7 separate regions of the Homo sapiens genome follow, and all the other regions are linked to region 3. Evidence: chromatin contacts called from ENCODE Hi-C or POLR2A ChIA-PET data. All regions are on one chromosome and are shown on one strand. Each heading gives the region's core, a stretch centred on a gene start or an enhancer-like site at or near the end of the contact. The rest is flanking DNA. Distances are from core to core; before and after follow the strand shown.

Evidence for each region. A loop is a pair of places that touch in the nucleus more often than their neighbours do. ChIA-PET counts read pairs that join two places held with the same protein, here RNA polymerase II (POLR2A). Pooled maps may share reads with other maps.
Region 1: a pooled map shows a loop between it and region 3 (7-fold over the local background). The contact joins the promoter of NDUFA13 here to the promoter of ZNF486 in region 3. A Hi-C loop is called at or near these places in 5 of 50 pooled maps.
Region 2: a map of CD8-positive, alpha-beta T cell shows a loop between it and region 3 (11-fold over the local background). The contact joins the promoter of CILP2 here to the promoter of ZNF486 in region 3. A Hi-C loop is called at or near these places in 1 of 168 maps with a recorded cell type or tissue (CD8-positive, alpha-beta T cell), 1 of 37 single-sample maps with no recorded cell type and 6 of 50 pooled maps. POLR2A ChIA-PET finds 5 or more read pairs at or near these places in 1 of 52 experiments (OCI-LY7).
Region 4: a loop to region 3 is called in a map of naive thymus-derived CD4-positive, alpha-beta T cell, with 9 times the contacts of the local background. The contact joins the promoter of ZNF430 here to the promoter of ZNF486 in region 3. A Hi-C loop is called at or near these places in 1 of 168 maps with a recorded cell type or tissue (naive thymus-derived CD4-positive, alpha-beta T cell), 1 of 37 single-sample maps with no recorded cell type and 13 of 50 pooled maps. POLR2A ChIA-PET finds 5 or more read pairs at or near these places in 3 of 52 experiments (CD4-positive, alpha-beta T cell, activated CD4-positive, alpha-beta T cell and activated naive CD4-positive, alpha-beta T cell).
Region 5: a map of CD8-positive, alpha-beta T cell shows a loop between it and region 3 (9-fold over the local background). The contact joins the promoter of ZNF85 here to the promoter of ZNF486 in region 3. A Hi-C loop is called at or near these places in 2 of 168 maps with a recorded cell type or tissue (CD8-positive, alpha-beta T cell and naive thymus-derived CD4-positive, alpha-beta T cell), 4 of 37 single-sample maps with no recorded cell type and 9 of 50 pooled maps. POLR2A ChIA-PET finds 5 or more read pairs at or near these places in 6 of 52 experiments (AG04450, CD4-positive, alpha-beta T cell, WTC11 and 3 more).
Region 6: a loop to region 3 is called in a map of ascending aorta, with 6 times the contacts of the local background. The contact joins the promoter of ZNF431 here to the promoter of ZNF486 in region 3. A Hi-C loop is called at or near these places in 2 of 168 maps with a recorded cell type or tissue (ascending aorta and naive thymus-derived CD4-positive, alpha-beta T cell) and 9 of 50 pooled maps. POLR2A ChIA-PET finds 5 or more read pairs at or near these places in 3 of 52 experiments (CD4-positive, alpha-beta T cell, activated CD4-positive, alpha-beta memory T cell and activated T-cell).
Region 7: a loop to region 3 is called in a pooled map, with 6 times the contacts of the local background. The contact joins the promoter of ZNF714 here to the promoter of ZNF486 in region 3. A Hi-C loop is called at or near these places in 1 of 37 single-sample maps with no recorded cell type and 4 of 50 pooled maps. POLR2A ChIA-PET finds 5 or more read pairs at or near these places in 1 of 52 experiments (activated naive CD8-positive, alpha-beta T cell).

The regions. Positions count from the first base shown.
Region 1 is chr19:19,514,705-19,517,943 of GRCh38, reverse strand. NDUFA13 (NADH:ubiquinone oxidoreductase subunit A13) reads right to left here and starts at 1,719. Exons shown (of 5, transcript NM_015965.7): 1 at 1,612-1,719. The coding sequence starts at 1,705. It overlaps TSSK6 (testis specific serine kinase 6), which reads left to right and starts at 2,396. Exons shown (of 1, transcript NM_032037.4): 1 at 2,396-3,239. The coding sequence starts at 2,517. RefSeq lists an enhancer at 1,541-1,820 and a silencer at 2,031-2,150.
Region 2 is chr19:19,536,977-19,539,876 of GRCh38, reverse strand. It overlaps CILP2 (cartilage intermediate layer protein 2), which reads right to left and starts at 1,612. Exons shown (of 8, transcript NM_153221.2): 1 at 1,464-1,612; 2 at 100-198. The coding sequence starts at 1,527. YJEFN3 (YjeF N-terminal domain containing 3) reads right to left here. Exons shown (of 7, transcript NM_198537.4): 7 at 2,296-2,558. The coding sequence ends at 2,353. RefSeq lists an enhancer at 1-274 and a silencer at 1,367-1,736.
Region 3 is chr19:20,165,435-20,168,766 of GRCh38, reverse strand. It overlaps ZNF486 (zinc finger protein 486), which reads right to left and starts at 1,553. Exons shown (of 4, transcript NM_052852.4): 1 at 1,407-1,553. The coding sequence starts at 1,436. All of the region lies in intron 5 of LOC105372310 (a long non-coding RNA gene), which reads left to right. RefSeq lists an enhancer at 30-971.
Region 4 is chr19:21,018,720-21,021,932 of GRCh38, reverse strand. ZNF430 (zinc finger protein 430) reads right to left here and starts at 1,276. Exons shown (of 5, transcript NM_025189.4): 1 at 1,130-1,276. The coding sequence starts at 1,132. RefSeq lists enhancers at 401-992, 993-1,586.
Region 5 is chr19:20,921,653-20,924,999 of GRCh38, reverse strand. ZNF85 (zinc finger protein 85) reads right to left here and starts at 1,749. Exons shown (of 4, transcript NM_003429.5): 1 at 1,597-1,749. The coding sequence starts at 1,599.
Region 6 is chr19:21,140,294-21,143,387 of GRCh38, reverse strand. It overlaps ZNF431 (zinc finger protein 431), which reads right to left and starts at 1,348. Exons shown (of 5, transcript NM_133473.4): 1 at 1,202-1,348. The coding sequence starts at 1,204. RefSeq lists enhancers at 1-61, 843-1,322.
Region 7 is chr19:21,080,648-21,083,634 of GRCh38, reverse strand. It overlaps ZNF714 (zinc finger protein 714), which reads right to left and starts at 1,432. Exons shown (of 5, transcript NM_182515.4): 1 at 1,287-1,432. RefSeq lists an enhancer at 944-1,093.

The DNA of each region.
Region 1 (3,239 bases), core at 470-2,969, 650 kb after region 3:
TGGTTGTCTCAGTAACTGAAACTTTCTGGCCAGCCAAACCCAAAATACTTGTCATCTGTCCCTTTTATAGAAAAAGTCTGCCAATCTCAGTTCTGGGATACAAGAAAAACAAGAGGAGGTTGGCCGCGGTGGCTCATGCCTGTAATTCCAGCACTTTGGGAGGCTGAGGCTGGAGGATCACTTGAGCCCAGGAGTTTGAGACCAGCCTGGTCAACATAGCTGCACCCTGTCTCTACAAAAAGTAGAAATAAAAAATAAAAAAACCAAGAAGGGGCTGGGGAGGACTTTTCACCTCACACTGATTTTTCTACTGTCTGAATTATTACGTTTTTAATTACCATGCTCATTTTTGTGTGTGTGTTAAAATTGAGGAATAATGTGCATAACATGTAATTTAAATGTAAAGTTTGATTTGTTAAGAGACATGCATTCTGCCGAGCACGGTAGCTCATGCCGATAGTCCCATCACTTTGGGAAGCCGAGGTGGGTGGATCACTTGAGCCCAGGACTTCGAGACCAGCCTGGGCAAGATGGCGAGATCCCATCTCTATAGAAAATACAGAAAGCTGGGCGCATGCTTGTAATCCCAGCTTCTCAGGAGGCTGGGGTGGGAGGATGGCTTGAGCCCAGGAGGCGGAGGTTGCCAAGAAATCACTCCAGCCCAGGCAACAGAACCATACCGTCTTAAAAAAAAAAAAAGAAATGTATGTATTCACTCTTAGATTACGTTTAAAAGTTTCTATTTGTCTGTTAACCTGGGGACTGAGTATGGGCGCCTTTTAAGTTCTCTTTTTCAATTTTCTGTGCTGAGCCCGATAACAAAATTTAACGTGTTACTTAAACATTTGAAAACTTTACGCCGGGCATGGTGGCTCACGCCTGTAATCCCAGCACTTTGGGAGGCCGAGGTGGGCGGATCATCCGAGGTTGGGAGTTCGAGACCACCCTGACCAACATGGAGAAACCCCGTCTCTACTAAAAACACAAAGTTAGCCAGGCGTTGTGGCACATGCCTGTAATCCCAGCTACTCAGGAGGCTGAGGCAAGAGAATCGCTTGAACCCAGGAGGCGGAGGTTGCGGTGAGCCGAGATGGCGCCATTGCACTCCAGCCTGGGCAACAAGAGCAAAACTCCGTCTCAAAAAAAAAAAATTGAAAATTTAAAGAATATGGATTCCTGTGACACCATGCAGGCGGGGGCTGCCAGCAGGGAACCACTGCATAGAACATCTTGTAAATTCCCTCCAGGTTCCGGGTTGCGGCCTCAGCTTTGCCTTGGGGAGCCGCGGCCTTCTTTGGGCCTCAGTTTCCCCATCTTAGAAATCCAAGGGTGGCTGAGGGCCAGAGCACAGGCTATGACTCAGTTTAACCCACTGTAAAACGTAAATAACTAGAGGGACCGATTTCCTGGGCTGTTACGAGAAGGAAGAGGAGCTGGGAAAGACCTCAACAAACTGCAGCACTTAGCGTTATTACAGAAGCTATGATGGATCCCCGGGCTCCGCCTCCGGTCACACCGCCGGGAAAACTGAGGCCCGCCTGTGTCCCCGGAACCCCGCCCCCGAGCCCCGAGTGCCCAGACTCTGAGACCCCGGCGCAGAGTGATACTGACCCGACAGTCCTCGACGCGGCAAGTTCCGTTTGTAGTCGATGGGCCCATAGCCCCCCGGCGGAGGCATGTCCTGCTTCACCTTTGACGCCGCCATACTCGCAGTATCCCACACTTCCGGTCCCGGGCGGAAGTGACTTACTGCCACCGCCATGATGAGTGTGGCGGAAGCACTTGAGATGGTCCGCGGCACGGCTAGGAAGTCCCGGACAGTAGTGTAACTATCCGACCGCGCGGGAAAGCTCTGGCGGCGGACCCTGGGTAGGAATGCGCTGCCGGGCTGCAGCTGAGGGGTCTTTACTCCTCTTTTGCCCAGACAGGGCGTGACTCGCCTTGGTTCTTGCATTATAGGCCCTCGCGTTCACCTTGCCTCTGGGGTGTTGCGCAGGCCAGTCAGAAACTCCGAGCTCTCAAAGGAGCCAGGTGCCCCAGTTAAGGCCCCTTTTCCCGTTTTCGCCCCGTCTAGGGACTCTACGCGAAGCCCAGGGCTCCACGTAGTCACGGGCTGGGTACATGATGTTGGGGGGCAGCTGCTGCTCGAAGTCGGACTCACCCCAATCCCTGGAACGGATTCTGCTCCCTGGTGGTGATGGGTATCCCTTGCTAGTGGCCTCTCATCGGAAACTGACCATTCAGGATGATTATGAGTCACAAAGCAGGGAGGCTAGGGTGGCCCCGGGGCGGGGTCCCGGACCCCCACCCTAAGGCGGAGTGACGCCCGCAGTCACTTCACAAGGCAAAAATTGTTACGGGGCAATAAAAGGCACAACAGCGGCCAATGTCTGGCAGTGGGCACATGGGGGTGCGGGGGTGTAGGTGCCAAGCGCCATGGCTTAGACCCGAGATTGGAGTCCGGCCGCCCCCCGACAGCAGCCGCCTCCTGCCCCCCGTGCGCCCTAGGCGCCACCATGTCGGGAGACAAACTTCTGAGCGAACTCGGTTATAAGCTGGGCCGCACAATTGGAGAGGGCAGCTACTCCAAGGTGAAGGTGGCCACATCCAAGAAGTACAAGGGTACCGTGGCCATCAAGGTGGTGGACCGGCGGCGAGCGCCCCCGGACTTCGTCAACAAGTTCCTGCCGCGAGAGCTGTCCATCCTGCGGGGCGTGCGACACCCGCACATCGTGCACGTCTTCGAGTTCATCGAGGTGTGCAACGGGAAACTGTACATCGTGATGGAAGCGGCCGCCACCGACCTGCTGCAAGCCGTGCAGCGCAACGGGCGCATCCCCGGAGTTCAGGCGCGCGACCTCTTTGCGCAGATCGCCGGCGCCGTGCGCTACCTGCACGATCATCACCTGGTGCACCGCGACCTCAAGTGCGAAAACGTGCTGCTGAGCCCGGACGAGCGCCGCGTCAAGCTCACCGACTTCGGCTTCGGCCGCCAGGCCCATGGCTACCCAGACCTGAGCACCACCTACTGCGGCTCAGCCGCCTACGCGTCACCCGAGGTGCTCCTGGGCATCCCCTACGACCCCAAGAAGTACGATGTGTGGAGCATGGGCGTCGTGCTCTACGTCATGGTCACCGGGTGCATGCCCTTCGACGACTCGGACATCGCCGGCCTGCCCCGGCGCCAGAAACGCGGCGTGCTCTATCCCGAAGGCCTCGAGCTGTCCGAGCGCTGCAAG
Region 2 (2,900 bases), core at 363-2,862, 630 kb after region 3:
CGTCTAGTGTGTGCCCTCTCCTCACACGACCCCAGTAGCCCAAGCCCCACCCCCAACAAGCCCGCAGCAGAGACGGGACTCCGAGGCAGGCTAACTCACCTTCCCAGTCCTCCAGGGCTGGTGAGGGCTGGCCGGTGTACACGGACCGTCTTTCCAGGCCCAGTGCAGTCGCCATTGGCTCCTCGGTGGGGGTGGCGTCTGTGGGTGAGGAGTGGGGAGAAGGAAGCACGCTGCTACTGATGGGGACCGCTGGGAGCCTCCTTTTAGGCAAGGTGCAGCCACGATCATCCCCCCCCTTTTTTTTTTTTTTTTTGAGACGGAATCTCCCTCTGTCACCCAGGCTGGAGTGCAGTGGCACGATCTCGGCTCACTGCAGCCTCTGCCTCCTGGGTTCAAGTGATTCTCACACCTCAGCCTCCTGAGTAGCTGGGATTACAGGCACGCTCCACCAGGCCTAGCTAATTTTTATATTTTTAGTAGAGACGGGGTTTCACCATGTTGGCCAGGTTGGTCTCAAACTCCTGACCTCAGGTAGTCCGCCCGCCTCGGCCTCCCAAAGTGCTGGGATTACAGGCGTGAGCCACCGTGCTTGGCCCATGATCCCCATTTTAACAGGAGGGAAAATTGAGGCTCTGAGAGGCCAGAACCCAGCTCTAGCCCCAAGGGCTGCCATACACTCTCCTCCAGCGCGCTGCCCATGACCACCACCAGGCCCCCAAAGCCAGGTACCTCTCTCTGACCTAGCCCTAACCCCCCGGCTGGGGAAGTGCAAGTACCACCCAGTTCCCCTAGGCTAGAGTCTCCCTCCCACTATGTTCAGCTGCCGCGAGATCAATCAAGTTCAGCTGGCTGTGCCTCTGCCCTCAGGCTGGGCTCCCCCTCATCCACTTGGCCTGCTGGAAGCCCCTCCCTTAGTCTGTCTTCCATCCCTGTACTACAGTCCGAGCTGCCGGGAAGTCCTTGGAATCTAGACTGGCTTCTCCAAGATAGGAGCTGTCCAAGATACTCCCAGCAGAGTGATGAGGTCAGACAAGCCCCTTCCTTCTGGGTGCCTCAGTCTCCTCACTTGAGAAGTGGGCCCGTCCCCCGCCCCATTGAGTGTTCCAGGGATGGGCATTTCTTTCTCCAGCGGTTGGAGTGAGTGCGTGTGTGGGAGTTAGGTGGGAGGGGCCAGTTCCGACCCCTTCGGTCCAGGGTGGGAGACCTGGCCGGTGATTCAGAGTCCAAACCCCGGGAGGAACCCTAGGTTCTTATCCACACTCCCGGCTTAGCCAAGGAAGAGAATGGATGAGGCCCGCTCCGCGCCCCAGGTGGTCGCGGGGATCCGACTGGTGAAGGGGACCCAGTCCCCGGGGAAGCGCGTGGGTCCCTGGGTTCTCTCCCCGAGTGCGGCTTCACCCAAGGCCGGCTGCCAGGCCCTCGGGAGCCTCAGGGGCTGGGCGCGGGGGCTGGAGGCGCCTCACCTCGGGCCCCCGCCAGGTGCGCAGCGACGACACAGAGACAGAGCAGTGGCAGCAGCGACGCCATGGCCGGGGCAGAGCGTCCGAGGGAGGGTCCGGGCTCCGCGGCGTGCTCGGGTCCAACTCCGGCGGGTCTGGCGGCCGCTGGGACTGAGAGTGGGGGCGGGATGCGACCGCAGATCCCGCCCTGGCCACGCCCCATTCAGGCCACGCCCCCTGGCCCTGGGTGACGGCGCTCGAGCAACCCCTCTGGGTCGCCCCCCTTGGTGCGTCTGGCTGTGCCTCCGTCCTCAGGCTGTCCTGGGTTCCCCGTGGCCTGCTGGAACTCCCTCCCCGAGCCCACTCAGTCCTCCAAGCTGCATCCCAAGCTGCCTGAGGGAAGTGTCACTTGGAATCCAGCCTCAAGCTGCTCGGACCCGCTTTAGGTGGCTGGAAGTCCTGTCTCGCGTCTCACTTCGATCCTATAGGCTTTAGGCCACCCCAAACAGTCTGGGAGTCCCACCCTGAATCTACCCTCCATTCTTCTGGCTCGAGTTTTCTTTCTTCTTTTTCTTTTAATTTGTAGAGTCGGGATCTTGCTATGTTGCCCAGGCTGGTCCCAAACTCCTGGCCTTAAGCGATCCTCCAGCCTCAGCCTCCCAAAGTGCTGAGATTACAGGCAGGAGCCACCGCCCCCAGCCCTAGCTGAAGTTTTCTAGGCCAGCGGGAAGTCCCACTCCACCGCCCTTCTCATGCTCCCCGCCTTGGATCACCCAGGGACCGTGTGAAGTCCCTCTTCGAGTGTGCCCACCCCCGCAGCGGGCCCGGTGCACAAAGGAGGCGGAGGCGAGGCGGCGGTGGTGGGAGGGCTGTTTATTGGCGAGGGTCCCTGCGGTGTGGCCGCGGGTGGCGGTCACAGTGCCGCGACGCAGTCGGTGCCCGTGTATCCCGGCAGGCGCAGAGCGAACTTGCGGCGCACGTCATCGGGCACGAACCTGCCGGCCACGAAGTGGTGGCGCCCGGAGAAGCGGCCAGCGCAGCGCTTGGGCGCCGCGAGAGACACCAGCACGTCAGGCCGCAGCCCGTCCTCCGAATCGCTGCCGGTCTCTGCGTCCCAGCCTGAGGGAGGAGGGTCCGGGGGGATTGGGAACTGGGAGGGTGGCCTGCCCTCAGCCTAGAGTCCATCCTGTCCCTGCCTCCTCTCCTCTCCCCTCCAACACTGAGCCTCTGCCCTCAGACCAGAGTCCTGCTGCCCCACCCCCACTTCCCCTCCCCCATCAGACCCAGCCTTTTCTCTCTGGCACATGGGTCCTGGTGAGACTTGTCGCCCCCTAGAACTCTGCCTCCGCCCTCAGACAAGTCTCTCCCAGTCCTTGGAGGTGTTTCCCTCCCAATCAGACCAGAGCTTCTGCACTCAGACTTTCTGCTTCTGCTCCTATCCTACTATTCAATCGCCCTCCT
Region 3 (3,332 bases), core at 304-2,803:
GTGTTATTCACTTGGTTTTTGAAACTAAGTGTTTGAAAAATCCAGTGAAATTACTCAAACAGTGTTTACATAAAGGAAGAAAATTTTAAGATTCTTACTTTTTTTTTTTTTTGAGACGGAGTTTCGCTGTTGTTGCCCAGGCTGGAGTGCAATGGCACGATCTCGGCTCACCGCAACCTCCTCCTCCCGGGTTCAAGCAACTCTCCTGCCTCAGCCTCCCGAGTAGCTGGGATTACAGGCATGCGCCACCAAGCCCAGCTAATTTTGTATTTTTAATAGAGACAGGGTTTCTCCATGTTAGTCAGGCCGGTCTCGAACTCCCGAACTCAGGTGATCCGCCTGCCTTGGCCTCCCAAAGTGCTGGGATTACAGGCGTGAGCCACTGCGCCTGGCCCTTCTTTTGTGTGTGTGAAGGAGTCTTGCTCTGTCACGCACACTTAAGTACGATGGCGCGGTCTCAGCTCACTGCAACCTCCGCCTCCTGGGTTCAACCAATTCTCGTGCCTCAGCCTCCCAAGTAGCTGGGATTACAGGTGCCTGCCACCACACCTGGCTAATTTTTGTATTTTTAGTAGAGACGGGGTTCACGGTGTTGGCCAGGATGGTCTAGAACTCCTGACCACAAGATCCTCCCGCCTAGGTCTCTCAAAATGCTGGGATTACAGGCGTGAGCCACCGCGCCCGACCAGGAATGGGTTTTTAACCCCAACGTAGTTTTTGTTTTTGTGTCCTTCCCCTATTGGCTGGGGTCAGACCGCACAATCTAAGCTGATCCCGGTTGGCTTAGACCCAAACTTTTTCCAAATAGGATAAACGAGCGATTTGCGAGAAAAGGAAAAGGGAGAAAAAGGGGTAGGGTTGTTTTACAACTTTTACAACTTCTGATCAGGAAGTTGAGTCTTTGAAGAGGAATTTAGTTGTCCTAGCAACCCTTTACCTCAAGTGATCCGCCAGCCTTCGCCTCCCAAAATGCTGGGATTACAGACGTCAACCACCGCGCCCGGCCCCATAAATTTTTAACAAAAGAAAAGAGAAACTGTGAACCCCACGGACCAAAGCTCTTCCGAATCGTGAACCCGCACCCCGAGTCAAGATTCTCCCCTGATGACCTTCTCGTGGTTCCCGCACCATCTGGGAGAGACCCGAAGCTGCGGGTGGAGAGCTGCTGCACAGAGAGGGCGCCAGGCCAGGGCACGGTCACTGCGCAGGGAAGAGACAGGACGCCCCGGGACCGGCTGTCAGCGCAGCCACCATCTTATGGCTGAAGGGGACTGAGGCCGAGCTGGGTAAGGAGAAGTCCGGACGCAGATTGTGGAGCTGACTACGGGGAGGCCTGAGTCCCTCCACAGCCACTTCCCATCAACCAGTCCCTCCCCTCTCTCAGGATGTCCAATGGGCACTCTCACCATTTCTAGGCTTCTAAGGGGTCCCGGCATCTTGGCTGTGGATCTCCCAATACCTACAGGACACAGGGCCACAGAGGGTGGGCCTCTAGGAGCAGAGGACACAGAGTAGCGAAGAGGCGACCTAGAGCTCCAGATGCAGCGAGAGACAAAGGCCGCGCCAAACCCGGAAGCCGTCCTCTTTGCTCCAGCTGCCTGCCTGATTGGACGGTTTCCAGCCCAGCGTCTCTGATTGGATAATGCTTAAGGCCCCGCCCACTCAGTCCCTGAGTGACAGAGGATGTGATCAGATGCTGGGCTGAGTGATGAAAGAGTAACAGCCTAAGCTGCAGCCTTTTCAGGCAGGGCTTCCTCCCTGAGCTGAGCCAGGCCCACCCTAGAGCAAGGGAAAATTCTATCTCTTTTTTACTCTCTCTCTTTTTGCATGTATTCAAAAGGTGAACAGAAGTATTTTGCTGTCATATTAATAATACATAAAATTTTTGTTAGAAAATCAACTTTTACTTTGGTAATAGTGTATTATCAATACTAAAGCTAATTTTAATAAAACCTTATATATAAATCAGATTTGTCACTTTTGACCTCTCGAGATTTACACATATATTTCATAATCACTTGTAATTTTTTTAACTTTTTATATTTTATCTACATTCTTTTTTTCAATTTGAAACAACCTTTAAGTAATTTCAAATTGTTACAGGAAATAGAAATCATTTAGAACCAGGCGCAGTGGCTCACGCCTCTAATTCCAGCACTTTGGGAGGCCAAGGTGGGCGGATAACTTGAGTCAGGAGTTCAAGACCAGCCTGGCCAACATGGTGAAACCCCATTTCTACTAAAAATACAAAAAATTATCTGGGTGTGCTGGTGTGCACTTGTAGTCCCAGCTACTCCGGAGGCTGAGGCAAGAGAATCGCTTGAACCCAGGAGGCGGAGGTTGTGTAACAGCCCAAGGGTTTTACCTTGCCTTTTGTCTAGACAGAGCTGATTCATAAAGACAGGCCTTTTGCCTAGACAGAGCCCATTCATCAAGACAGGGGAATTTGTGGAGGAAAAGTTAAATATTAATTTTGAAATAAATTGAACACAGACACAAACAATGGTCACCAAGTCTCAGAACCGGTTGTGTGACCCCCTTGAGGCATTCATTGAGGCATTCATGTAGTGTCATTTCAGAGAAATCTCTGTTTCAATCTATTCCTATATGTTAGTTATTGAAAAACAAGATAACGTTTTTGTGTTCCTTGAGCCCAGTCGCAAAGGGCCCTAGTGACTGGGCCTCATGCCAAACATTTCAGCTCCATCAGGTCATTTATGTTCCTCTCCAAACTGTTTATTCTAGTTAGCAGTTCCTCTAACCTTTTATCAAGGTTCTTAGCTTCTTCAAATTGGGTTCGAACATGTTTCTTTAGCTCAGCAGAGTTTGTTATTAACCATCTTCTGAGGCCTACTTCTGTGAATTCATGCATCTCATCCTCTTATGTTCCTCTCCAAACTGGTTATTCTAGTTAGCAGTTCCTCTAACCTTTTATCAAGGTTCTTAGCTTCTTCAAATTGGGTTCAAACATGTTTCTTTAGCTCAGCAGAGTTTGTTATTAACCGTCTTCTGAAGCCTACTTCTGTGAATTCATGCATCTCATCCTCTTATGTTCCTCTCCAAACTGGTTATTCTAGTTAACAGTTCCTCTAACCTTTTATCGAGGTTCTTAGCTTCTTCAAATTGGGTTTGAACATGTTTCTTTAGCTCAGCAGAGTTTGTTATTAACCATCTTCTGAAGCCTACTTCTATCAATTCATGCATCTCATCTTCTGTCCAGTTCTGCACCTTGCTGAAGAGACATTTTGATCATTTGGAAGAGAAGAGGCACTCTGGCCTTTCAGCTGTTTTTTGTTGATTCTTTCTCATCTTCATGAGTTTGTCTAGTTTCG
Region 4 (3,213 bases), core at 27-2,526, 850 kb before region 3:
AGGCAGCGGCAGAAGTTGTAGTGAGCCGAGATTGTGCCACTGCACTCCAGCCTGGGCGACAAGAGCGAGACTCCATCTCAAAAAAAAAAAAAAAAAAAAAAAAAAAAAATCTAACTCAGGCGCATCGTTTTGAAAATTACTACATTGAAAGACACAAAATTCAGGCTTAATCAACTGTATACTGCCAATTAAGGTCTGATTACACAACCAGAAAATTTTCACCTTTATTGTACAAACTAAGAAACTACATAACGGTACCTAACCAATTACTGAATTTGGCTTTCTTCATCATGCACCTTATAAAAGTCTTTCCTTCAAGCCCCGCCATGAACAACAAATTACAAACCACAGCTGGGTGCTCAACAGTTTTTTAATCACTCTTTGATTAATTTCTTTAATATTTTTGTGGTGACTTCTGTACATTTTTTTTTTCCGAGACGGAGTCTTGCTCTGTTACACAGGCTGTAGTGCAGTGGCGCTATCTCGGCTCACTGCAATCTCCACCTCCCAGGTTCAAGTGATTCTCCTGCCTCAGTCTCCCAAGTAGCTGGGACTACAGGCGTGTACCACCATGCCCGGCAAATTTTTGTATTTTTAGTAAAGACGGGGTTTCACTATGCTGGCCAGGCTGGTCTTGAACTCTCCTGACTTAGTGATGCGCCCGCCTCGGCCTCCCAAAGTACTGGGATTACAGACGTGAGCCACCCCTCCCGGTCTGTACATTTTTAATAGGAGAAAAGAGGAACTAGGAACCCAGGACCAAAGTTCTTCCCATTCATGAACTCGCACCCCAAGTCAGGATTCTCCCGTGACGATTCTCCCGTGACGATCCTCCCGTGGTCCCTGCACAGTCTGGGAGAGACGCGGCGCTGCGGATGCAGAGCTGCCCAGAGAGGGCTCCAGGCCAGGGCACAGTCACTGCGCAAGGAAGAGACGGGACGTGCTGGGGCCCGCCTGTCAGCGCAGCCGCCATCTTAAGGCTGATGGGGACTGAGGCCCAGCTGGGCAAGAACTCGGGGCGCAGATTGTGCAGCTGACTGCCGGGAGGCCTGAGTCCCGCCACAGCCACTTCCCACCCATTACAACCAGCCCCTCCCCTCTCTGGGGATGTCGGACCCGGCACTCTCACCATTTCTAGGCTTCCAGGGGTTCCTGGCGTCTTAGCTGTAGATCTCCCAATACCTGCGGGTCACAGGGCCACAGAGCCTGGACCTCTAGGAGCAGAGGACACAGAGCGCTGAAGACGAGACCTGGAGCTCAGGCCACAGCGAGGGACAAAGGCCCCGCCAAACCCGGAAGCCGCCCTGTCCGCTTCACCTGCGTGCCTGATTGGACGGTTCCCTGCCTAGCGTCTCTGATTGGATAACATTTAAATCCCCGCCCCCTCAGGCCATGATTGACGGAAGATGTGATGAGATGCGGGGCTGAAAGAAGAGTGACAGCTTGGGCTGCATCCTTCTCTGACAGGGCTTCCTCCCTGAGCTGAGCCAGGCCCACCCCAGAGGTTATTTGCATTTAACCTTGTGTGTAAGGTCATATGCATTTATAAATAATATATGGGGCCGGTCACGGTGGCTCACGCCCGTAATCCCAACATTTTGGAAGGCTGAAGCGGGCAGATGACCTGAGGTCGGGAGTTAGAGACCAGCCTGACCAACATGGAGAAACCCAGTCTTTATAAAAAATATAAAATTAGCGGGTTGTGGTGGCCCATGTGTGTTATCCCAGGTACTCGGGAGGCTGAGGCAGGAGAACCGCTTGAACCTGGGAGGCGGAGGTTGCGGTGAGCCGAGATTGTGCCATTGCACTCCAGCCTGGGCAACAAGAGCACAACTCTGTCTAAAATATATATATATATATATATATATATATTTATTTATATATATTTATTTATATATATTTTTATATATTTATTTATATATATTTTATATATTTATATATGTATTTATTTATATATTTATATATTTATATATTTATTTATATATATTTATATATATTTATTTATATATATTTATATATATTTATTTATATATATTTGTATATATTTATTTATATATATATTTATATATATTTATATATTTATTTATGTATTTATATACATTTATATATATTTATATATATTTATATTTATATAATTATATATATTTATATATTTATATATATTTATATATATATTTATATATTTATATATATTTATATTTATATACTTATATATATTTATATATTTATATATATTTATATATATTTATATATTTATATATATTTATATATTTATATATATTTATATATAAATATTTATATATTTATATATATATATTTATATATTTATATATTTATATATATATATTTATATATTTATATATATTTATATTTATATATTTATATATTTATATTTATATATTTATATGTATATATTTATATATATTTATATTTATATTTATATATTTATATTTATATATATTTTTTATATTTATATTTTTATATATTTTTATATATTTATATATTATACATATTTATATTTATATATATTTATGTTTTTATATATATTTATATTTTTATTTTTATATATTTTTATATATATTTATATTTATATATATATAGTGGCTATTCAAAAATGAAAAGAATGTAACAATAATTATTTTAAAATTTCAGATTTTATGACCTTCCCGGCTAAAGGAGGCAGCCTCAGATTTTAAAAAGATGGTAATCTTCTGAAATAAAATGTGAGCCACATGTGAATCTTAAATTTTCTAGTAGACAAACTTGAAAAAGAAACAAGGAACAGGTTGAATTGATTGTAACAATTTAACCCAATATGTCCATAATATTATCATTTTAATGTGTGAGGAATGTGTAATTATTAATAATGTATATAAACATTTGAAACTAAATCTTTGAAACTAACTCTGTATTTTACCTTTCTAGCACATCGCAGTTCAGACCAGCCACATTCCAGTCACTCAGGAGGCACACGTGGCCAATAGCTGCCACATTGAAGTTCAGCTCTGATGTCAGGGGGGTGAATGAACTGAACATCCCTTTTCTGCCAGAAGTGAAGGCAGAGTCTCTCCCTACCAATATCTTTCTTCAGTTCTAAGGGTGGAACAGATAGTGGCCATAAAAAGAGCAGATGGCAGCAGGAGTAAAATAACCACAGGTAGACCACTGCTGGCCACCTGTTGCCCACTTTTCTTCCAGAGATCAGACAGTGAA
Region 5 (3,347 bases), core at 500-2,999, 760 kb before region 3:
ACATAGCCACAATGGTGGGCATCCTGGTTTATCCCCATACAGTACTGAAAACCCAGGACCAGGAAAAAACTGAAGAGTGGCTGATGACCCATCACACCATAAAGTCTCCAAACGGAAACCTTGACCCACCAATATTCTGATAAGAACTCTGTGCCTAGGGAAGATAAAAGGAAAAGAGACACAGAGATTTTTTTACAATATGGTGTCAGGGATTATTATTCACTTTCTTCTCATGGGAAATATTTACAAACAGAAGACAATTTTTTAAATAGTGCCATCCAATGTTTTGTGGAAGAATTATTAATTGAAATATAAAATGTACAATAAAGGACAAATAATTGATAATGTGTATCAGAGAGGGGAAGGTGGCATTTGGGAATGTCAATGACACTGGAAATTTAGTATTTTACTGTAAATCAGAGTTAATCTGGAAGAACAGGGAGTAAGAAGTAGACTTGAGACCCTGCTTGAGACATATGTGAAAAATGCAGGGGAAAAGAAGTCCCCTGTGGACTGTGAAAATGATTCAGTGGCAGGCAATTAGACTGAGGTGGCTCTAGTCCCTGGGGTCCTCCTTTTTAAAAAAATCTAACTAAAATTTCATTTTTTAGTAAATTACCACATCGGGGAAAACAAAATTCAGGCTTAACCAACTATAAACTGCCAATTAAATTCTGATCACATAACCAGAAAATTGCCAACACGATCGTACAAATTAAGAGACTATATAACTGTACCTAACCAATTACTAATTTGATTTTTTTATCATGCACCTTATAAAAGTCTTTTATTCAAGCTCCTCCCATGGACCACAAACTACAAACCATAGCTGAGTGCTCTACAATACTTGAACCACTTTTTAAGTTCTTTAATATTTTTGCGGTGACTCCTATACATCTTTTTTTTTTTTTTTTGAGACGGAGTTTCACTCTTATTGCCCAGGCTGGAGTGCAGTGGCGCGATGTAGGCTCACTGCAACCTCCGCCTCCCGGGTTCAAGCGATTCTCCTGCCTCAAACTCCTGAGTAGCTGGGATTGCAGGCGCGCGCCACGACGCCCGGCTAATTTTTGTATTTTTAAAAATTGAGACGGGGTTTCACCATGTTGGCCAGGATGGTCTTGAACTCCTGACCTCAGATGATCCGCCCGCCTCGGCTTCCCAAAGTGCTGAAATTACAGGCGTGAGCCACCACGCCCGTCCCCCCATACATTTTTAACAGAAAAAAAGAGGAACTGGGAACCCCACAGCCCAAAGCTCTTTCATGAACCCGCACCCCGAGTCAGGATTCTCCCCTGACAACCCTCCCGTGGTCCCTGCTCAATCTGGGAGAGACGCGGTGCTGCGAATGCAGAGCTGCCCAGAGAGGGCTCCAGTCCAGGGCACAGTCACTGCGCAGGGAAGAGACAGGACGCCCGGGCCGGCTGTCAGCGCAGCCGCCATCTTATGGCTGGAGGAACTGGGGCCGAGCTGGGCAAAAAGAACTGGAGCGCAGATTGTGGAGCTGACTACAGGGAGGCCTGAGTCCCGCCACAGCCGCTTCCCACCGGTTTCAACCAACCCCTTTCCCCCTCGGGATGGCGGACCTGGCACTCTCACCATTTCTAGGCTTCCAGGGGGTCCCGGCGTCTTAGCTGTGGATCTCCCAATACCTGCAGGCCACAGGGCCACAGAGGCTGGGCGTCCACGAGCAGAAAACACAAAGCAGGGAAAACAAGACCTAGAGCTCAGGCTGCAGCGAGAGACAAAGGCCCCGCCACATCCCGGAAGCCGCCCTATCCGCACCAGCTGCGTTCCTGATTGGACGGTTCCCAGCCCAGCGTCTCTGATTGGATGATATTTAAGGCACCTTCTTTTCAGGCCCTGAGTGACAGAAGATGTGATCAGATGCTGGGCTGAAAGAAGAGCGAGTGACAGCCTAGGCTGCAGCCTTTTCAGACAGGGCTTCCTTCCTGAGCTGAGCCAGGCTCACACCAGAGAGTATTTGCCCTTACCTTGTGTATCAATTTATATGCATTCAAAAATAATATATTATATGGCTATTCACAAATGAACAAAGTATAACAACAATTGTTCTAAAATTTTAGATTTTATGACCTTCCTGTATTCTGGTCCTTTGAACAGGCAATCCTCTGAAATAAAATGTGAGTCACAGGTGAATTTTAAATTTTCTAGTAGCCAAACTTTAAAAAGAAAGAAGAAACAAGTGGAATTGATTGTAGCAATTTATTTAACCCAATATATTCAAAATATTTTCATTTTAATATGTGAGCAATATGTAATTATTAATGAAATATAAATACATTTGAAACAAAATCTTTGAAACTAATTCTGTATTTTACCTTTCTAGCACATCGCAGTTCAGACCAGCCACATTCCAGGCACCCAGGAGCCACACATGGCCAATAGCTGCCACATTGAAGTACAGCTGTGATGTCAGTGGGGGTGGAGGGCCTGAACACCCCTTTTCTGCCACAGGTGAGGGGACAGCCTCTATTTATCAACGTCTCTTTTCAGTTCCGAGGGTGAAACAAATAGTGGCTATAGAAAAAGCTGATGGCAGCAGGAATAAATCACAGGTAAACCACTGCTTACCACCTGTTGCCCATCTTTCTTTCAGAGATCAGACAGTGAGCAAAGGATGATGGGCCACAGGAGAAAAAAAACTATGTCTTCAGATCTGTTCACAGTCTTGACCTTTAATGTTTACATAGGAAGAAAATAGATTAAAGGCAAACTTATTTTGCTATTTGACCTCGACTCTAATGTTCAGGCTGTGGTTACCTGTTTTCTTCTGTGGTGTGGGAAACTGAGTGAATATAAGCACAATCACATGCATACATGTCCACATGTATTTCGGCATTTCTTTTTTTTGAGATGGAGTTTCACTCTTGTTGCCCAGGCTAAAGCGCAATGGTGTGGTCTTGGCTCACTGCAACCTCTGCCTCCTGGGTTCAAGCAATTCTCCTACCTCAGCCTCCCGAGTAGCTGGGATTACAGGCATGCACTACCACGCCCGGCTAATTTTTTGTACTTTTAGTAGAGACGGGATTTCTCCATGTTGGTCAGGCTGGTCTTGAACTCCTGACCTTAGGTGATCCAACCGCCTTGGCCTCCTAAAGTGCTGGGATTATAGGCATAAGCCACCACCCCTGGCCATATTTCTGCATTTCTCAACATTATCTTACAAGACATCTAACTTTAAATCGGGAAAAATATCAGTACTTTTATGGTGCCCAATGTTAGAAGGTAACTAGTAATCAACCTGTTATTAAATCTTGGCATTCTATCTGCACTGGGTGCACATATTAGTTAACTATGGCAGCATAATGAACCATCCAAAACTGATT
Region 6 (3,094 bases), core at 99-2,598, 970 kb before region 3:
ACCTTGACCGAAAAACATTCTGACAAGATCTCTGTGCCTAGAGAAGATACAAGGAGAAAAGGCACAGAGAGTTTTAACAATACAGTATCAGGGGATTATTCTTTGCTTTCTTCTCATGGGAAATATTTACAGATATTTTTTTTAAAAAATCTTTTAAAAAACTTTTTGAAAAGCGTCATTTAATGCTTTGTCAAAAAATAATTAAAATACGGTATAGAAAAGTACACTAAAAGACAAATAGGCGATAACGTGAATTAGGGAGGAAAAGCTGGCATTTGGAAACACCAGAAGGAACTGGAAATTTAGTATCTTACTGCAAGCCAGAGGGAGGCTGGAGAAATGAGGAATGGGGGTTAGACTTAAGACCCTGCTTGGGACACAGGTGAAAAATGCAGCGGAAAATCAGCTCCCCATGGACTGTGAAAATAATTAAAAGGCAGGCAATTAGACGGAGGTGTCTTTAGTCCCTGGGTTCCTACTTTAAAAAAATCTAACTGACGTACATTTTTCAGTAAATTACTACATTGAGAGAAACAAAACTCAGCCCTAACCAACTATAAACTGCCAATTAACCTCTGATTACATAATCAGGAAATTTTCACCTTTATTGTACAAATTAAGAAACTATGTAACTCTACCTAACCAATTACTGAATTTGGTTTTCTTCATCATGCTTTTTATAAAAGTCTTTTCTTCAAGTCCCGCCCATGAAGCACAAATTACAAACCACAGCTGGGTGCTCCACAATTTTTGAATCACTCTTTGATTAAATTATTTAATGTTTTTATAGTGACTCCCATATATTTTTAACAGAAGACAAGAGGAACTGGGAACTCCACGGAACAAAGCTCTTCCCATTCATGAACCCGCACCCCGAGTCAGAACTGTCCCCTGAAGACCCTCCCGTGGTCCCTGCACAATCTGGGAAAGACGCGGTGCTGCGGGTGCAGAGCTGCCCAGAGAGGGCTCCAGGCCAGGGCACAGTCACTGTGCAGTGAAGAGACAGGACGCCTGGGGTCCCGACTGTCAGCACAGCCGCCATCTTATGGCTGGAGGGGACTGAGGCCGAGCTGGGCAAGGAGAACTCGGGGCGCAGACTGTGGAGCTGACTGCGGGGAGGCCTGAGTCCCGCCACAGCCACTTCCCACCGGTTACAACCAGCCCTTCCCCTCTCTCGGGATGTCCGACCCGGCACTCTCACCATTTCTAGGCTTTCAGGGGGTCCCGGTGTCTTAGCTGTGGGTCTCCCAATACCTGCAGGTCACAGGGCCACAGATGTTGGGCCTCTAGGAGCAGAGGACACAGAGCAGCGAAGGGGAGACCTGGAGCTCAGGCTGCGGCGAGAGACAAAGGCCCCGCCACATCCCGGAAGCCGTCCTGTCCGCTCCAGCTGCGTGCCTGATTGGACGGTTCCCAGCCTAGCGTCGCTGATTGGATAACGTTTAAAACCCCACCTTCTCAGGCCCTGAGTGACAGAAGATGCGAACAGATGCTGGGCTGAGTGAAGAAAGAGTGACAGCTTAGGCTGCCGTCTTTTCAGGCAGGGCTTCCTCCCAGAGCTTAGCCAGGCCCACCCCAGAGGGAATTTGTATTTAACCTTGTGTGTAAAGTCACATGCATTTATAAATAACATACTGTATGCCTATTCACAAATGAAAAGAATATAATAACAATTATTTTAAAATTTCGGATTTTATGACCTTCCCGGCTTCTGGTCTTTCAGCAGGCCGTCTGAAATTTTAGAACGGAGGTAATTTTCTGAAATAAAATGTGAGCCATATGTAAATTTTAAATTTTCTAGTAACCAAACTTAAAAAAAAAAAGTAACAGGTTGAATTGATTGTAACAATTTAATTAACCCAATATATCAAAAAATTTTCATTTTAATGTGTGAGAAATATGTGATTATTAATAAAGTATATAAATATTTGAAACTAAATCTTTGAAACTAACTCTGTATTTTACCTTTCTAGCACATCGCAGTTCAGACCAGGAACATTCCAGGCACTCAGGAGCCACACATGACCAAAGCTTCCACATTGAAGTGCAGCTCTGATGTCGGGAGGTGAAGGGCCCCAGCAAACCTTTTCTGCCAGAGGTGAAGGAAAAGCCTCTCCCTACCAACATCTCCCTTCAGTTCTGAGGGTGGAACAGATAGTGGCCATAGAAAGAGCAGAGGGCAGCAAGAACAAAATAACCACAAGGAGACCACTGATAGCCACCTGTTGCCCATTTTCTTCCAGAGATCAGACAGTGAAGAAAGAATGTTGGGGCCACAGGATAATAAAACTCTGTGTCTTCAGATCTGTCCACACTCTTGACCTCAAATGTTTAGATATGGAGAAAACAGATTAAAGGCAAAACTTATTTTGCTATTGGCCTTGGCCCTAATGGTCAGGCCGTAGTTATCTGTTTTCTCCTGTGGTGTGTGGGACTGTGTGGGTATAAGCACCAATCACATGCATACATGTCTACGTGTATTTCTGCATTACTCAACATTCTCTTACAAGTCACCCAACTTTAAATCAGGGGAAAAAATCAGTACCTATAGGGTGCCCACTGTTAGAAGGTAACTAGTAATCAACCTGTCATAGAATCCTGGTGTCCTATCTGCACGGGGTGCATGTATTAGTTAGCTATTGTAGCATAACAAATCGTCCAAAACTTATTAGTTCATAATTGAGATGGTCAGCCATTTAGGCTAGACTGAGTGGGGCCGTTCTTCTAGTCTCAGCTGAGCTCTTTGAGACACGTATCATCAGCTGCTTGTTGACTAGCCAGCTGTGCTTCTGGGGGTGAGCTTCTAGTTCTGGGGCTGTCAACAGGGCACCTTGCTTCTCCTTCCCATGGTATCTTATTTTCCAGCTGGCTAACATGGCTTTATTCAGGGAGATGGCAGCATTCTGAAAGAAAAACAGAAGCATTCAAGACCATTTGAGCCTGGGCCCCAAACTAGCCCACTGTCATGTTCACAAGTTTCTACCACTCTGAGCCAATAAGGCCAGCCAGATCTAGGGTTTGGAAAACAGATTCTGGATCTTGATGGAAACAGTTGTAAAAGCACCTGGCAATGGGCATGGATACAGAAGAGATT
Region 7 (2,987 bases), core at 183-2,682, 910 kb before region 3:
AATTAATTAAAATATGGTATACAAAAGTACACTAAAAGACAAACAGGTGATAACGTGAATTAGGGAGGAAAAGCTGGCATTAGGGAATGCCAGGAGGAACTGGAAATTTAATATCTTACTGCAAGCCAGAGTGAGGCTGGAGATATGGGGGACGGGAGGTTAGATTTAAGACAGTGCTTGGGACACAGTTGAAAAATGCACCAGAAAATCAGTTCCCCATGGAGTGTGAAAATAATTAAGCGGCGGGAAATTAGACTGAGGTGTCTCTAGTCCCTGGATTCCTACTTTTAAAAAAATCTGGCTGGGCGCGGTGGCTCACGCCTGTAATCCCAGCACTTTGGGGAGGCCGTGGAGGGCAGATCACCTGAGGTCGGGAGTTCGAGACCAGCCTGACCAACATGCAGAAACCCGTCTCTACTAAAACCACAAAATTAGACGGGCGTGGTGGCGCATGCCTGTAATCCCAGCTACCTGGGAGGCTGAAGCATTGGATCGCTTGAACCCGGGAGGCAGAGGTTACGGTGAGACAAGATCGCCCCATTGCACTCCAGCCTGGGCAACAAGAGCGAAACTCCATCTTAAAAAAAAAAAATCTAACTGAGGTGCATTTTTAGTAAATTACTACATTGAGAGAAACAAAATTCATCCTTAACCAACTATAAACTGCCAATTAACATCTAATTACATAACCAGGAAATTTTCACCTTTATTTTACAAATTAAGAAACTATGTATCTGAACCTAACCAATTACTGAATTTGGTTTTCTTCATCATGCTGTTTATAAAAGTCTTTACTTCAAGCCCCGCCCATAAACCATAAATTACAAACCACAGCTGGGTGCTCCACAATTTTTGAATCACGCTTTGATTAAATGCTTTAGTGTTTTAACGGTGACTCCCATACATTTTCAACAGAAGAGGAACTGGAACCCCACGGACCCATTCATAAACCCGCACCCCGAGTCAGGATTCTACCCCTGGGACCCTCCAGTGGTCCCTGCACAATCCGGGAGAGACGCGCCGCTGAGGGTCCAGAGCTGCCCTGAGAGGACTCCAGGTCAGGGCCCAGTCACTGCGCAGGGAAAAGACAGGACGCCCGGGATCCCGCAGTCAGCGCAGCCGCCATCTTATGGCTGAAGGGGACTGAGGCCGAGCTGAGCAAGGAGAACTCCGGGCGCAGATTGTAGAGTTGACTGCGGGGAGGCCTAAGTCCCACCACAGCCACTTCCCACCGCTTACAACCCGCCCCTTCCCCTCTCTCGGGATGTCGGACCCGGCACTCTCACCATTTCTAGGCTTCCGGGGTACCTGGCGTCTTAGCTGTGGATCTCTCAATACCTGCAGGTCACAGGGCCACAGAGGCTGGGCCTCTGCGAGCAGAGGACACAGGGCAGTGAAGGCGAGACCTGCAGCTCCAGCTGCAGCGAGAGACAAAGGCCCCGCCACATCCCCGAAGCCGTCCTGTCCGCTCCAGCTGCAGGCCTGATTGGACGGTTCCCAACCCAGCGTCGCTGATTGGATAACTTTTAAAACCCCACCTTCTCGTGCCCTGAGTGACAGAAGATGTGATCAGTTGCTGGGCTGAGTGAAGAAAGGGTGACAGCCTAGGCTGCAGCCTTCTCAGGCAGGGCTTCCTCCCAGAGCTGAGCCAGGCCCACCCCAGAGGGAATTTGCCTTTAAACTTGTGTGTAAAGTCATATGCATTTATAAATAATATATGGCTCTTCACAAAGGAAAAAATATAATTTTATAATAACAATTATTTTAAAATTTCAGATTTTATGACCTTCCTGGCTTCTTTCTGGTCTTTGAGCAGGCAGGCTGAGATTTTAGAAAGGAGGTAATCCTCTGAAATAAAATGTGAGCCATATGTGAATTTTAAGTTTTCTAGTAGCCAAACTTGAAAAAGAAACAAGAACAGGTTGAATTGATTGTAACAATTTAATTAACCCAATATATCAAAAAAATTTTCATTTTAATGTGTGAGAAATATGTAATTATTAATAAAGTATATAAATATTTGGAACTAAATCTTTGAAACTAACTCTGTATTTTACCTTTCTAGCATCGCACTTCAGACCAGGCGCCACACATGGCCAATAACTGCCACATTGAAGTGCAGCTCTGATGTCAGCGGTGTGAAGGGCCCAAGCAAACCTTTTCTGCCAGAGGTGAAGGAAGAGCCTCTCCCTACCAACATCTCTCTTCCGTTCCGGGGGTGGAACAGATAGTGGCCAAAGAAAGAGGAGACGGCAGCAGGAATAAAATAATTACAAGTAAAGCACTGCTGGATGAGATCACAGGCGCGCGCCACCATGCTCGGCTAATTTTTTGTATTTTTAGTAGACACGGGGTTTCACCATGTTGGCCAGGCTGGTCCTGAACTCCTGACCTCAGGTGATCTGCCCGCTTTGGCCTCCCAAAGTGTTGGGATTACAGGCGTGAGCCACCGCACCCAGCCTCAAAATGTTTTTTCTTTCTTTTTTTTTAATTTTAAAAAATGATGGGAACATGTCAAAGGGAGCCAGCCTGAAAGAACTCCCAATGGTCCATCCTGGAACAATGTTAGCATCCAAATGAATAATTAGAGCACTGACCTATAAAATAAATCAAGTCAAATAAATAAATACCCATGCATTTACACTGATACACAAAAAACTTTAAATAAATAAAAAAGAAAAAAGGATAGGGAAATTTTTTTTTACAGAATTCCAAATACTAATCAACATAGATAAAATGCTAAAGAAACCATCACAAAACCACCAGTTATTATTGTATCCAAGGTTAACTGAGGAGTGTAAAAATTGTAAATAACACTTAAAAAATAAGCATTGTATTTGCATAGCACCAAAGTATCTGACTAAATTGTACCCTTCAGTTTTAAAGCAACCTATCACTATTAAAAGCAACAATTATGACTCTTTGTTACTGGATTTATAATATGTAGATGTAAAATTGTAAAAGCACCACAAAAGATCAACGAATAA